2 separate regions of the Mus musculus genome follow, and region 2 is linked to region 1. Evidence: chromatin loops called from intact Hi-C (ENCODE). Cell type or tissue: left cerebral cortex. All regions are shown on one strand.

Region 1 (8,000 bases):
GCCGCTGTAACGGTGAAAGGCAGGCGTGGTGGACCCACGCTATCAACGAGCAATAGGACATACTCTGTCTTGACTAAAGGAGATTCCACCAGTGTTGAGTAGAAGGCAGTGCCAGTTACACTAAGCCTTTCCCTACTGTTATTTCTACTGTGGAAAATGACTTACTTATACAGCTCTTCAAAATTATCCACCAGTTCTCCAGCACATGTCAATCATTGGCAGTGTATTAGAAAAGGGAAATCTAGGATAACTCTAAGCACACGAACTCTACCTGCTTTGCCCACTAGGCTATCTACAGTGCAAGCCTGCCTCAAGCACTGCTAGGAGATGGTTGAGAGTGCAAGACACCTGGCTACAGTTATTAGTGTGGTGTATGTAGGGGATGCGCATGTGCACAGTGCACGTGTGGAGAACCACAGATAACTCACAGGATGGTTGGTTCTTTCTCTAATTCCACCATTCGTGCTGAGGAAAGATCTCCAACCCTATCCCTAACCCAGGCTTGATGGCCATGCTTTTACCCACTGAGCCAGTGCTGGCAACTAGTTACAATTCGTTGAACCTGTACAGATATTGAGTCTTGATGATGAAACAGACTGCTGTCTAAAGGACACGAGTATATTTCTAAGATCCTTAAGTGGCTCAAATTTTTTTTTAAAGCTGATCCATCTTTTCAGTTTTCAGTCACCCCGAAAATGCACCACGCTGCGGTAGAATTCTGCTTCTATGTCTTCATGTAGAAATCTCAGTGTAAGACACTGACCATTATTAAATGTAAAGGCATCAAAACCAGCCAGCATTTGGAATTACAGTGTGGAATAGTCTTTTATTTTTCGAGACAGGGTTTCTCTGTATAGCCCTGGCTGCCCTGGAACTCATTCTGTAGACCAGGCTAGCCTCAGAAATCCGCCTGCCTCTGCCTCCCATGTGTTGGGATTAAAGGCGTGCGCCACCACTGCCTGGTGAAATATTCTTACAATCCTTTCCTACACTACACTGGCACACTCACTAACTGCCCAGGTTATAAAAATCACTTGCTGTCCATTCCCCAACCATCAACTCTATTTTCATACCTAAACCACATAAAACTATCGCTGGCAGACAAAATGGCTCACCTTAAGAATCTAAAAACCTTCCAGGTGTCTTTAAAAGTAACTCTGGAAAGCGTCCCCTAGAGCTTTGTCACATTGTCTCCATCCATTACCATTACAACAGAGCAAAAAGGTGCTACACCTTAAAAAGAATCTAAAGTAAACTAATTTTAAATTCTTCTTGTCTGAAAACATTTCTTAGCTCTTAAGCAGAGAGGGGGATAATTTTTTTTAATTCCTTGGAGAGGGCAAAGTATTTCACAAGTAAAAATAGTACGTTTATTGACAGTTGTACAAAAGATTCCAAAATATTTCATCATTGCAGTAAAGTGTAATTGAAAGCTAGTAAGTGCAATACACTGAATAAATGCCACTCAGGAGCATGATCTATTATTTCTTACAAAGTCCTCAATTAGAAACAGCAGGTATACGGTGTATATTTTCCAACATTTGGTAGTATTAGCTAAAAACCCTGGGCCAATAGGACCTGAGTTTCAGGCCCCTCACCTCTCAGCTAAGGATCTGGGCTGACCACCCTGGCGCATGCTCAGGCTGCATGTTCCTATCACTGGCACCAAAGTTCTATTTTGTGCCATGTCACATGATTTGGCTTTTGTATTACAGATGTATGTATGTGTAGGACACAGAGTGAAGACTGGATAAAACATGTCAAGAGTGACATGTTTTAACTCACTACATTTTCCAAACCAAACCCCCAAATCCCTCTAGGCAAGTGGCAAAGCATGTTTTCCAAGTACTTCCCCATCACCTAACAGAGGAGGTTATAAATATCCCAGACAGTGGACAGTGATCAGCAGAGACAGCTCAGGCTGGGGCACCAATTCTGTGTGACTCTGGGTCACTGAGAGAGAACCCAGGTGTCATTACCTGCTCCATAGGTTTGTATTCTAACACAAATAACATCAATACTTCAAAGCGTTTGTTGCAGACTTTAAATCAACACATAGCTGCAAATGAATTCTGTAGTTAATATAAGCTGACTTTTCTTTGATTTAAAAAAAAAATCTGGATATTTTAGAAAAATACATGTTCTTAGTCACCACTGGAAACCAAGGTGGCTGAGCCTTTGGTCACCTGACCTCTCGCTGTCACCCTGGTCTTCCCGCTAATGCTTTAGCTTGCACCAGGCTTGAGATTCAGATTATGTCCCCTAATGTGTAGCAACCCGACAAGCTTCCCAATCTAGTCTGTCACTCTGACAACAGCAGTAGTCACGATTCACTCCCAAATATAGTTCCAGCCAGGCCAGCCATGAGCCTCACCTGGTCCCTGGCCTTCAGCCTCTGGATCCCTGGGTGGGACCCAGAGAATCTCACGCTCATCCTCAGATCACCTCAGCAGTCGGTCAGCTCGGCCTGGGCCACTTGGTGCTTCCCAAACAGTTTACTCTCTGCTGCCATTTGGCTTGTTTTGGGACTAACGTTTCTCTTGTAAGCCAGATGTGGTGGCACACCCTTCTCATTCCAGCGCTCAGGACACCGAGGGCTTTGTAAGCTCAAGGCCAGCTGGGGCTACACAGTGAGACTTTGTTTTTAAAGAAAATCCCTTGTGCTGACAGTAAACTCGATAACCACGCTCTGGACTTAGCTCCATGGGGAACCAGTCATTACAATCCACTGCAAAAAAATGATGCCATGATCAATTCATTTCAGCACTCTGACAACCTGTGTGGGTTCTAACGGATCACTGTGTTGTTCTTCGTGGGAGATAAGAAGACCATCTGACTAGGTGTCACCACTCACAGATGATAGAACTCCAAAAGCAGAGAGGCCGCTAGCCAGCTACTCCACGTTCTTCAGATGCTTCTAGCAGAAGTAAGTGAAAACTTGAAAGAAATACTCAGCTTCCTACAGAAACCAGGAACTTCACACCCCATACCATACCAAGGGTAGTTGACCAAAATTATGTGTGTTCAAAACCACGCCCAATTAACCCAACACATCAGAATACAGTTGGCATAACCGATCCTTTAGGAGCTTCAGCAAACACTAATTGTGAAGATCACACGTGAAATATTTGGAACAGTGTGGTTCCAAATACATGTCTTCCAAATTTAGCAGAAACCACATGTGGATGTGCCAGGCGTCCCATGTGCGTTTAAGAGCTTCGGAATGTGGTCATGTCTTTCGGCTCTCGGCTGGGCACACACCAGTCGTCAGCCTCGTGGTTGGCTTTGTAATGCTTCCAGGCGGCTTTATTGTACACAGGGAGTCTCTCGACGGATTCTGTCGACAGAGCCTGGGGTTGAAAAGAAGTCAGACACTTCTGAGAGTTCGTTATCTGAGATAATATACAGTGGCAAACAGCGACCACAAAGTAAACAGGGTTCTGCTGGCATCTCATCAACTAGTTACTAACCACACACCATCTTCAGGGTGGATACATTAGGAAATGCTATTTACTACAACTGGAGCACTGGTAACACACTAGTTGGGTTTGATGCTTCAGGTATCCGCTAGCCAGCCTGGAAAAGTCTACCCAAGCAGAACAGACATCTCTTGAAAAGTGCAAGCCCAGCCAGGAGTCTGCTACTACTACCTTAATATTCATACACAGATTTATTGAGAAGAAAGCCAATCTTTTTCACTATATAGTAATGTATTATTAAAAGCGTTACTATGCAGGAACGGAGATGGCTCGGTGGTTAAGAGCACTTGTTGTTGCACAGGAACTGGGTTCGGTTCCTGGCACACACATGCTGGCTCACCACTACCTATGACTCCGAGCCAGAAAACCTTATGCCCTATTCTGACTTCCACACACACCAGGCAGACATGTAGTACAGAGACTCACATGTAAGCATAACACTTGTACACATAAAATAATCTTCTATAAAAATTAAAAACTGAACACACCAGTATTGGCATCAGTAAACACAGAGCTCGGTCTAAGCATCTCCAGAGGCTTTTCGATGAACAGTGCTTGGTCCTTGTGTTTGGGGCCCAAACACAAGTTTGTTTTCACTGCCCAGCACCCAGGCTGAAGACTGAACACGGGGTCTTTCTTGTAAAGCAAGCACTATATCGCTAAGCAATGCTGTTTTCTCCTCCTGCATTAAGGGCAGTTTCGGTCCCTAACCATGGATTTCTGTTCCCCACACAACCATCCATTCCCTGCTCTACAGCTTCCTGTAAATAATGGGACCCAGCGATAAACTATGCTTTCTGTTACTGTCTTCACAGTAGGAATTGTCAGAACTTTGACAATAGGCCCCTGGTATTCCCCAAGATGATGTTGACAGGATGGAACTAGAAATTCACTCCTGGTGATGCTGAATAAGGTCTGTAATGGGACAGGGCGTGATGACTCCATCATATCGCTTGAGTTCTGGTTTTTCCCAAATAGAAAAACTTACTACCTCCACGCTCTGAGCAGTCTAAATACAGACCAAGATGCTACATTTACTGTTAAAATTATCATGCTCATATAGTCATACTTAAGTTCCTCACAATGACATGTGAGGGGAAATAACATGGCTATAAAGAATTTATTCTTTTCAGGCCAACTTTTTTCACAGCATTTTCAAGCATAGCCTATAAAATAGGCGCCATCTAGTGGCCAGAGCAAGAAACTGGAGGCAGCAAAGGCGTAACCAATTCTTTAATCATTACACTGATTTGTTTGAGTATGCGTGGCTCAGTGGGTAAAGGTGCTTGCCATCAAGCCTAATGATCTGAATCTAATCTCCAAACCCACACGAGGAAAGGGGAGAACTAATTCTGGCAAGTTGTTCTGACCTCATGTACATGTGTGCCCATGACAAACTAACATTTTATTTTAAAAGAGCAGCTTGAGCCCAGCGTGGTGGTGCACGCCTTTAATCCCAGCACTCGGGAGGCAGAGGCAGGCGGATTTCTGAGTTCAAGGCCAGCCTGGTCTACAGGGTGAGTTCCAGGACAGCCAGGGCTACACAGAGAAACCCTGTCTCGAAAAACAAAAATAAATAAATAAACAAAAACAAAACACAAAACAAAACAGCTCGGTGACTGGTCATGTTTCACATGAAAACTAGACTTACTTCTTTTTTACAGTGCTGGAGTGAACCCAGGGTCTTTCTTGTACATTCAGGATTCTCTACTTCTTTCCCACTGCCCTCAACCATCAAAGTCGTTGCATTCCCATATCTCTATATTTATTAATAGCATGGGGTTTACTAAAATCCCATTCCAGTTTTTCATTCTTATCTTTTCTTATCATTAAAAGAAGTTGGGTTAACAGGCTGAAGAGATGGCTTAGTGGCCCAAAGTATTGACTGCTCCTATAGAGAACCCAAGGCCTGGTTCCCAGCACCTACCTACACAGTATCTCACAACTGTCTGTAACTCCAGTTCCAGGGATCTCATACCCACTTCTGGCCTCTGAGGGCTCTTGGATACATACGGTACACATAAACTCACACACATACATATGCAAATTAGAAAACTTTTCAGTACAATTAAATCAAGGATCCTTGGTTATTACCTTAATGTAGATAACCGCATCTGTCCCGTAGCCCTCTAAGGAATACAGCTTTAGGTCTCCCTGGAAGTACTGTGCATAGAGGCGTGATATGGGCAATCCGTAACCAAACCCAGCCTGTTCGACAAGAAAACAGTTCTGTTCAGAGTCCCACACGCTGGAACACTTTTCTAGCTAAGATAATGCCACGGAGAACTGCAAAGCCAACAACCTGTGCAGCGGACGGAGCCCGTAAAATGCAGTCATGCGGAAGGGTTAAGCTGGAGTTTAGCTCAGCCCATCAGCTCAACAATTGTGGACCTAAAGCCTTTTATTCGGTCTATAAAATGATCTGTGGTAGTCTGAAGAAGGCATATTGCTTTTCTTTGCTGTCCTGCTCCAGGGTTCTCCCAATATAGCTTTCAGCAATTTCCTATAAAGCACACAGTTTCATTTAGGAGCAAGACTAGAAAATGTCTTGTTGCAGCTTTACGAACAATAGATAGGAATCTCAGGACTTCACGCCATGGATTTCCAGCCTTTGTTCTGAACCTGGAAATAATCTGTGATAATTCACTTTCTTATTCTCCCTGACAGATCACTTCCCTGCTCCAGAATCTTCAAAGCATTCCAGTACGACACCCCCACCACCACCACCACCCGAGAGATTAAAAAGCCAAGCTTCTAGAAAGAGCTTCCAAGACAAGATCAGGTCTCTGCCGCCTGCTCTCCTGTCTGGTGGAGCCAATCTCCTTCCCTGACTTCCTTCAACATAGGACTTCCGTGTCTTCATCCTGTTTCCAGTGTCTGGTCCTTCTTTACCTGAGTAAATTCTGCAGACACTTGAGGAAAGGTAAAAAGTGGCTCCCATCAGTAAGCCATGCTTTTGTGGTATTGCTCACAGCATGGCATTAGTGTTCATGCCAACAGAAGAGTCACTCACTAAGATCATGCATGGGCTCTGGCTTTTCCCCCCACTGATTATTTTTTATATTGTTATTCGTGTGTGTATGAGTGCAGGTATGTGCTTATCATGTTCTATGCGTGGAGGGGAGGACCACTTCCAGGAGTTGGCTCTGTCCTGCCACCATGGAATCTGGAGATCAAACGATGCTGTCGGTGTTTTCCCACAGAGTCATCACACTTGTACTAATTATTTTATATTCCCGTGTTTCTAGGTGGCTCTTCAAATCAACTACCCAATCTCCAACTTTCTCCATGCCCTAGGGCTGAGCTGCAACCAAACACACTCAGACACTTACAGACTAAATAAATACAAACATACAATTTAAAAAAATATATTAAAAAAAAATAGGCATTGTGGCATTGCCTTTAATCCCAGGGCACTGGAGGCAACAGCAGGTGAACTGAAGAACAATAAAGAGAAAGCAGACTTTCAGTTGTGTCTATCAACGAGGTCTTTCGAAATACAAATGCTTGAGGGAAAACTCATGTCAAGTCAGCGATGACCAATGACTAGTACGATCCATATGCAGTCTTCATATTGAAATAGATTGGTATATATGGCTTGCCACAGGAAAGACCACTGTGATGGCGACACCAAGAGTACCAGAAAAACCTCAAACTATGATCTGTCTTGTGCCTGTTTCAATTAAAAATAAGCCCCAGGGCTCTTTAATTCAGGCAGAAGTATTTGTCTCTAAAGTTTTGAAGTGCTCTCTTACGATCTTGCCTCTTGCCCTCTTGTTCCCACTCTCCCCAGTCCCTTTCCCCCTCTCTCCAAGTGGCCATGGCCAGCCTCTGCTTCTCTGCTCTCTCCTTCTCTCTGCCTTTCTCTGCCTCTACTACCCTCTCAACTCCCCTCCCCATGCCCTGAATAAACTCTATTCTATAATGAAAAAAAAAAAAAAGTTTGGAAGCATTTTCCTTCCTTGTGAGCTCCTGTGAAATCGGCTTAACTGGTTTTGGGGAAGTCACATTCTGATGGTGGTTGGCGGACACCACAGCCTTTCTCTGGCACATACCAGGGGCACAGCACGGGACGTTTCAACACGAGGCCGGGGTGCGGTTGAGTACATGTAGTTGAAGAGTCTGTCGATCTTCCTCAGTGGAACACCGCCTCCCCGGTCACTCATCTAAAGGAAAAAGGACCAAACTGTAACCGGGCCCACACCTTGCAGAATCCTGACTTAACTACTTTGGGGTGAAGGCTGCTTTTGGGAATCCAAGCTGCAAACTTTAACACTGCCCTGAATGGTGTGGCTAACACAGAGTTAATCCTTCCTGGTGGACAATATGATAATCAGGATAAAATAAATAAAAAAAGCAAGGACACTCTACACAACAGTACCACCTCCTACGTCTATCCTAAAAAAACTAAAGCAGGCAAAGTACACATGAGAATATCCATCATGGTTTTAAGAAAAACCAGAGAGTAGCCCACACAGGGACCACATAAAGTGCATTCTAAAACAGAATACTATGTAGCCA
Region 2 (8,000 bases), 140 kb before region 1:
CCAGAAGTGAGTGTGTGATCAGTCCTTCCCAAGTCTTCTTCTTCATGTTTGCACCAGTCAAATTTAAAGACAAGAGCCACGTGTGACAGTACCAGCAGTATAGCACCTGCCTAGCATGCACAAGGGTCTGGATTCCACCCAGCACCGCATCCAAACTAACACACGTTCTCATCCTGAACTTCAGGCTGGGAACCCTCTCCTCCTTGTCAGAAGCTTCAAACTTCAGTTGCACGAGGTTCAGAATACTTTTTAAGAACAAATTTCCTTAGGAATTGGAATCCGGGAGGTCTTGGTTAAGCACTGAGATAATTGAGCACAGGGAAATGGAAGGGATCAGAAACTATCTGTATTTTCTAAAGACTAACCGACATTGGAATTTGAGTTTCCTATGGGCTTAGGGAAAAATTATCAAATAAATCACATCCGAACTTTCTCCTAAGCGTTGGGATTAATAGATTACTCAGCACACAGGTTGAAAGGCAAGATAAATGTGGGAGAATCTAAAAGAGACAGTTCCCCGGCATCCATACTACTGTCTCTCTAGATTTTCACAGGTCAAAATTCAAAGCTTGAACATCTCTGCCTGTCACTGAACATGTCTGTCTCTACATGTGACATGACATTTCTTTAAAGCCTGTTCATGGGCTACAGGTAGGCTCATATTGCCATGCTTATCGCACAGGGAATCTTGACAACAGTGTCTGTCTATTCTGTTGGCCTGCAGATTGCTCACTAAGGGCAAATGAGGGGGGGAAACGTGTTTTCAGTGCCACAGAGAATGAAGAATGCAGTCAGACCTTCTTGGGAACAGGAACAGCGGTGAGCAAATACCCTGGTGTGTATTAGCTTTGAGGACCTTTCAAACTAAAGGTTTGAAAACTAAAGAGTGCAGTGCCCTGGAAGGCCAGAAGGTGGCGTAAGATCCCCAGGACAAGACCTCTGCATGGATGGAAGTGGAATGCTGTCCCATGACGCAGTACCGTTCTGATCGTGATGTCTCTTTGGCCCGTGTTATTTGAACACAGCATGACTAGAAACAAACGCTTAATCTCTCCTGGGTGTTCCGATTGATGACAGAGGCTGAGCGAGATGCCTGGGATCAGAAGAGTTTCCATTTTTTAAGACTGTGGGATATTTGCATTACACACACACACACACACACACACACACACAAAATCGGGAGATACTTTGCAGGAGGAACCTCTCTCTAAACACACAATCACTTCTATGTCACATTTCCTTATGCACATTCTGAAAATAACTTCATGCAATATTCCAAACAAATGTGTACACACACTAAGCTGTGTTTTGTATATACATGTGTGTGCACACGTGGAGACCAGAGACAGGATCCTTTGAGACAGGGCCTCTCACTGATTTCAGCACTCACCAACTGGCTAGGCTGGCTGGCTAGCCATCTCCTGGGACCCACCTGCCTCCATCCCTCCCAGTTCCTGGAACCTACCAATGGTGTGGCCATGCCTGGGGGACTGGAGAGCTGAACTCAGTCCTAGTGCTTCTCTGGCAGGTATTTTATCGACCAAGTGATCACTCCATTCCCTGAACTGTGTCTGAATTACCTGTCATATCGGATCAGACGTAGAAAATTCCATTCCTAGCACTCAAAAGTTTCAGAATTTGAAGCCTGTAGGATTTTTGAGGTTAGGACTGTTATTACAGTGGTCCGCACTATCATCATTGTTATCGCTGTCTCAGAAGTTAGACAGATTCAGACTCTAAGATGCTCAGTATCTTATCCAAAACAGGCAGAGGGAGAACTGAGACTAGAAACTACTCAGTCTCTTTACCTCGCTGCAGACTTCCTGTTCCTGCCGATGCATTATTTGACAATACATCTGTAGACCGAGGGCTCTCAGGTAGTCATTCTGTGGGGAAAGTTCCGAGTGAACCTGGGTAGAGTCCAGCTCCCCGCTGGGCCTGCCTTCTGACTCCCTGACTTACCTAGGGCTGTTAACGCTTTGATAAAACACTACAGCCCAAAGCAACTTGGGAAGAAAAGGCTGTCTTTCACTCATAAAATCCTTATAACCATTCATCATGGAAACCAATCATGGCAGGAACTCAAACAGGGCAGGAGCTGTTGCAGAGGCCATGGAGGGCTGCTGCTCACTGACTTGCTCCTAATGGCTTGTTCAGCCTGCTTTCTTATAAAACCCAGGACCACCAGCCCAGGAGTGATCCCGCTCAGAACTGGCTGGGTCCTCCGGACATGAATCACTAATTAAGAAAATGCCCTACAGGCTGTCTACAGCCCCATCTTATGAGGCTTTTACTCCAGAGTTCTCTCCTATCAGGCGACTGCAGCCCGTGTCAAGTTGGCATACAATTATTCCACACAGTCCCTGTCCACATGTATACCTCAGTCTGCATGTACCAGTTTCTAAACCTGCCTGAGTCTTTGCCACACAAAACTACAGCCATCTTAGATGCTGGGACCAAACCAAAGGATGCCAACCAGCCTGTGGTGACAGGCACCAAACAAGAGGCAAAGGAGGTCCACACAGAGACAAGAGTCAGGCAGAGCTGATGTGGAAGGGGCCTGAACCTTGGCAGATCTAGATTACACTGCCTCCATGGCTTTGGCTCCTCTCAGACCTCTGTGAAATGGTCACAATGCCTTTAACAAGATCAGCAGCTGGAGAGATGGCTCAACAGTTAAGAGCACTGGCTGAGTTCCTGAGTTCAGTTCCCAGCAAGCACATGGTGGTTCATGACCATCTATAAAGGGACCTCATGATCTCTTCTGGCATGCAGGTGTACATGCAGATAGATCACTTGTATACATTAAATAAATAAATAAATGTTTAAAAAAGATTAATAGCAGAACACATCTTAAACATTTCTGTATTGGGGGGGAAAGCTACCGTGATACATATACCATAGCATGCCCGACGAGGTCATTGTGAGAAATTATAAGAGTTGGTTCTCTTTTTCTAGCGTGTGGGCTTCAGGACTTGAACTGAAGTCACCAGGCTTGGTGGCAGTCACCTTTACTGGCTGAGTCAGCTTGCCAGAATTAAATAGATAAAAAATAATACAATATAATTCCTAACTCAGTCACATCGCCACGCATGTATAGGTTTTCTACACTTCTAAAAAGCAAATTATATTTTTGCCTTTATTTAAACAACAGAGAACCTCTATAGTCGTGTTGTATTAAGCTTCATCTAATGATGGCTTTCAACACTTAAATTCCAAGTTTCTCTGTCCCCCAGTCTGGATGTCAAGTGGTTTGAATGATCTGCAAAACACTTGAGCTCTCTGGGGGAGCTTGTATTCAAAGAAACCCTCCTGACAATCCTGCTGTAAATCAAAGAATCCTTTTGTACTGCGACTAATCACCTCTTAATTTATCTGCTTTGTGCATCTGCATTGTGGCGTTCTCACATCTTAAAGCAGACATTCTCGCCAGAGCTGTCTCACATGTGTTCATACGGACACTGTGAAGTGGTCACGGTGGTAAGAAGGCCAGGGTTACATGTCACAATGTACGATCATGGTCCACTGAAACCTGGCCTGCGCAGATGATCTGGGGACATGAGCTGTGTCTGTGATGAACTCATGGAAAATGAAAAATTATCCTGTGATTCTGAAGAGTTATCAGACCTGTTAGCTATTCAGAATTTATTCATTTCTGTGTCATTGAGTCAAGAGTTAACAATCTTATTTGTGTTAGGTTATCTTTACGTGTATAGGTAGACTCAGAAGCATAAGTTCTTTAAAAGCTGATGTTTTTACAGGGTTCATTTCCAGCCTATACTTGCCACTAGGTTTCAAAGCTCTTGCATTTTGCTTCCTGAGCTTGAATTTGCTCCTGGAATTTATTGAGTTCTCTAAGCGTTTTTAAGTAATCAAATCAAATGGAACCCAATTTCAGAGTCTGTCAAGGCATCCAACTGCACGTGTGTCAAAAGGATTTACTGCCAAGCAGGAAGGCAAGATACTTCTAAGTCAAATGTGTTTTCTGGCAAGCGGCAACGGCAAGGCCGGTTCCTTTCAGAGCGTGTCCCTGGAATCGGCTTGTCGGGCAGCCGATGGACATCAGGCAAGCTCGCTGGGGCTGGCTTGCAGAGCACGGCCTGGCACGGGCATTTCTAACCAGTGCAGAGCTGAACTGGCCAGCACTGTGTCACCCGGACAAAGAATACTCAACAACAAAACTACATGTAGGGTGAGTTGTGCAGAATGCCAAGTCAACTAAATATCCATTCCTAATGAATAGCTCAGCCCCAGCCAGAGCTCCGGCGGGAGTCAGCAGTGACACCATCTGCAACCAGCTTGCCACCTTTTACGTTTTCTGGGCTTCGTAAAACTGTTCAGAAATGTGTTCAAGTAGTGTCTCCCAAAAATGGTGATGTCACTGAAAGGAAAGCGAACAGAGTGTGTGGCCAAGTGAAAGAATCAGGGAGAGGAAGCGGGGGAGAGGGAGGGAGGGAGGGAAGGAAACACACAGAGGGGGGGGAGCGAAAGAGGGAGAGAGGGAGGGAAGGAGGGTGGGGAGAAAGGGAGAGAGAGCTGTACTTCAAATTTAATAATCAAAACTGCAATGAACAAAGGCATCTGTGTTGTAAAAGCAAAGGCAGGGATGACTAAAGGTTTTCTATTTGACCTTAGAGAGAAAAACAGCAAGAGGTCTTTTTTTCAAAACCAGAGTAAAAATTGCCAGATAATGGCACAATGACAGATGAGGGGGTGGAATGAAGTGGAGACCAAGGCCAAGTGCAGCCCAGAATCTCTGCTCCAGTGAAATGGCTGAACAAAATTTAAACTCCTGCAGTTTCAAAATACTGGGCTGCAGTTCCTGGTTTTCATGTTCTAACACTGCCCTCTTGTGACCATTGCTAGCATTGCAGGTATGGGAGCCAACAGCTCTCCAGTCTAGGCAATCAACTTTTTATTAGTTAGCAGAAAACACCGGGACCCTGCTCATTCAAAGCTTTGTACTAAGTGCTTTATATACAGCGAGTAGGACCCACTAGCCTCAGTTCATAGCGTATCTAACTGTGCATAGCCATACCCAACCCAGCTGCTGGGTTTGTATCAAATAAAGATAACAGTGAGTGTTACAGGCTTTAGTGACATCATAAAGCACCATTCTCTATTTTGAAACATGAAAGTCAGTCAGTCTTTAGGAATTGATATGATTGGAGATTTCCCTTAGTTTAGGTGTTTCCAGAATTGCTAAAAAAGCATACATGTTTCTAGGATTTAAATATTTGTTATACCATAAATTCTCCTCACCTATAAAATCTGCAGGGAAAAGCAAGGCCTTGTGTACACACACACACACACACACACACACACACACACACACAGAGAGAGAGAGAGAGAGAGAGAGTTGAGTGCTGTTGTCTAATATAGTAGGTATATATGCCTACTTTAAGGTTTACTATCATCATCATAATCACCACCACCATCATCATCACTATTGCTATTATTTGTGTGTATTGTTTTGAGGGTAAGATGTCCCTGGAGATGCAGACAAAGTGTCACTGGGGAACTGGAGAGACTACTCCTAAACAAGATGCCTGTTGCCAAGCAGAAACCTACATGAACATGTCATGTCGGACACCATTAGACATGGATGCTGCCTGTAGGCACACCCCCTTGTTGGCTGGTCAAAGTTCTGTAAGATAGCAAAAAGAAGGGCCAAGGCCAGAAGGCTGTCTGAGAAGCTGGGAGACATGTCTCTGATGTGAGTGCACATTGCAGCGAGCTTGGTGGTGAGGAAAAATAAGCATGGAATAAAAACACGAAGATAGGCGTGAGGGTTTGCAGGTCTCTAAAAGCTCCAGGGCACAAGGAGTTGCGGCTCTGCATTTCCCAGGATGCTGAGGACAAACACGGTTGTTACAAAGTAGCAATGCGGGAACTGGGAACAAGAGCATCAGGTCTTGGGGAAGGTCTCTTGGTGGGAGGTGCTCCTGCTATCCAGAGGCTTACTCTCTCCCAGTCAGGTTGCTCTGGAAGCCTTCAGCTTGGGGGGTCTTAGCTGCCCAGAAATCAAGGCCACATAAGCAGGATGTGGCTCTGGGGTCCATCAGAAGTAGGAAGAATGTAACTGCTTGAGAAATGAGCTATGCAGATCTCAATGGGATTTTGTGTCATTTGGAGACAGAGGTATGTGCGTTTCTGAGTTTGAGGCCAGCCTTGTCTTCTATACAGTAAGTCTCGGGCCAAGCAGGGCTATTGAGTAAGACCTATCTCACCAACTAGTTCTGGCTGCTGACAGTGGGCCGGACCCCTGTGCTGGGGAGGTAAGCCATCCCTAGGCCTGAAGCCCAGTGGGCCCCATCCTCACCACACAGCGAAGGCCTGACACTGGCAGGCCCACTCACTCCCTGAATCATTTTCATACTTCTCTACAATGTGGGATCGGTGGATTTCTTTACTGTGATCTTAGGCATCCCGGTGGGCAGATCCCCTGGATACTAGTGAGACACCTTTGGACACTTCAATAGGCCACCACGCATGTTGACTAACTGATGGAAAAGGAAAGACTCAGGGATGACAGGGGGTCCCAGTGGTCTCTAGCTCTTCAGCTTTGCCACTCCATCATCCTAAGGAGACCATGACTTCTCTGTGGACGAGCATGACGAAGCATACCTGGGCCAACCTATGGGTGGGCTCAAGCCACACACACACACACACACACACACACACACACACACACACACATACACGGTGTTCCTAAGCTCCTGGCACAATGTGAGTGATGGAAAAGGAAATAGCATATAGAATGGTCGGAAGGTAATAGGAGTTTATGAGGCAAATAGAATATTTATATATGCATTCTTAACCTCCTGGTGCCTCATGAAATAGGGTAACTTTTTCAGAAAAAGAAAAAGTATCAAGTCGATAAAACCCAATAAATCTATAGCACAAAAAATACTATGCCTGCCTCTTCAGGGGCACCACCACCCACTCCTTCATCCGAGTCAGGATCCTTTCTTTCTCCCAGCTGCCCACACAACACATCGACATCCCTTCTAACAGTTACGCCTCTACCCTGTAACCTACCGTTGTCCGTTTTCTTCCCTTGTCCATCCCACTTCACCGCTTGGGTGTGCTATGGAATGGAGAACCACGCTGATTTAACCGCACATCGCAAAATCTAAGAGGTGGTCAAGGATGAGTGGGTGGGTGTGTTGGTGAAGGCTTGGGACTATGAGCCTGCATCACAGGCAGAAGACAGGATCGGCTTCTCCCCACAACTGTGATGCCAGCTGGCCTCACTTCTATCCTTCCCTCTCCCCAGCCTTCGGGCACCATTGTTGGCAAGGACATAAGCCCCAGAGTCACAAGGAACTGGCTGCCCCACCTGACCCGCATGAGCACTGGGAAAAAATGAGTCAGCGCTTCCAAGAGATCACAGGTCTTGCGCAGGGCATGGCCACTGCGATGCTTGTAGGATGCTCTGTGCACAGCCGCCTGTAGGAGGCACTCCTACGCCAGAAGCCTTTCTTGCTCTGCTCAGTTCTGGCCCAGAAAGCATCTAATGTCCCCCACACAGGGGTAAAACTGGGGTGCATTTGAGAGCTTGACACTGTATCCTTTCTGACTTGGTGAGAAGACAGACAGAGGGTCCCAGAGAAAGAAAATGGAGACGCAGGCTAGCTAAGGAAGGCTGCTCTCTCCTCTCCTCTCCGGTGACTGGACCCTGAGCACAGCTCTGCGCTATCCTCTCCCAATCTGCTTCAATCTCTTGTAACTGTTTTTTCTTTCTCTTTCTTCACTTCCTACCTCCAACTCTACTCACTCTTTCTCGTGTGTGGGCAACAGGAAGAATTCAAACTTTGAACTACGTCAGATTTAAATTTAAATTTAGTTGATCTGCATCTGGATGGGCCTGGAGGGTTAGAACCGCTGTCATGGAGCCTCATATCCAAGCCTACGAATACACCAGCATATAAGTGCCTACAGATGAAGCCAGTCCCTGTATATAGGCATAAGGATATAGTGCTATGATAGATGTTCTA

What was found. Hi-C counts contacts between places; a loop is a spot of excess contacts. Peaks named below come from ENCODE experiments on the same cell type or tissue, not always from the same donor. Only the 100,000 strongest peaks of a DNase experiment are listed, where the experiment ranks them.
Region 2: it touches region 1 in a loop (4-fold over the local background); 16 of 42 quality-filtered maps call a loop at or near these places.

The regions. Positions count from the first base shown.
Region 1 is chr2:71,895,334-71,903,333 of GRCm38, reverse strand. Pdk1 (pyruvate dehydrogenase kinase, isoenzyme 1) reads right to left here. Exons shown (of 11, transcript NM_172665.5): 9 at 7,535-7,645; 10 at 5,574-5,687; 11 at 1-3,350. The coding sequence ends at 3,210. Among named protein-coding and RNA genes, the nearest start is that of Pdk1, 26 kb to the right of the region's middle. In left cerebral cortex, a CTCF peak has its summit at 4,672 (motif pointing left); DNase peaks (open chromatin) are centred at 4,678 and 7,806.
Region 2 is chr2:72,035,208-72,043,207 of GRCm38, reverse strand. All of the region lies in intron 3 of Rapgef4 (Rap guanine nucleotide exchange factor (GEF) 4), which reads right to left. Among named protein-coding and RNA genes, the nearest start is that of Gm29940, 16 kb to the left of the region's middle. In left cerebral cortex, CTCF peaks have their summits at 903 (motif pointing right), 4,865 (motif pointing left) and 7,458 (motif pointing right); DNase peaks (open chromatin) are centred at 4,340, 4,841, 7,116, 7,416 and 1 more place; H3K27ac peaks cover 929 bases.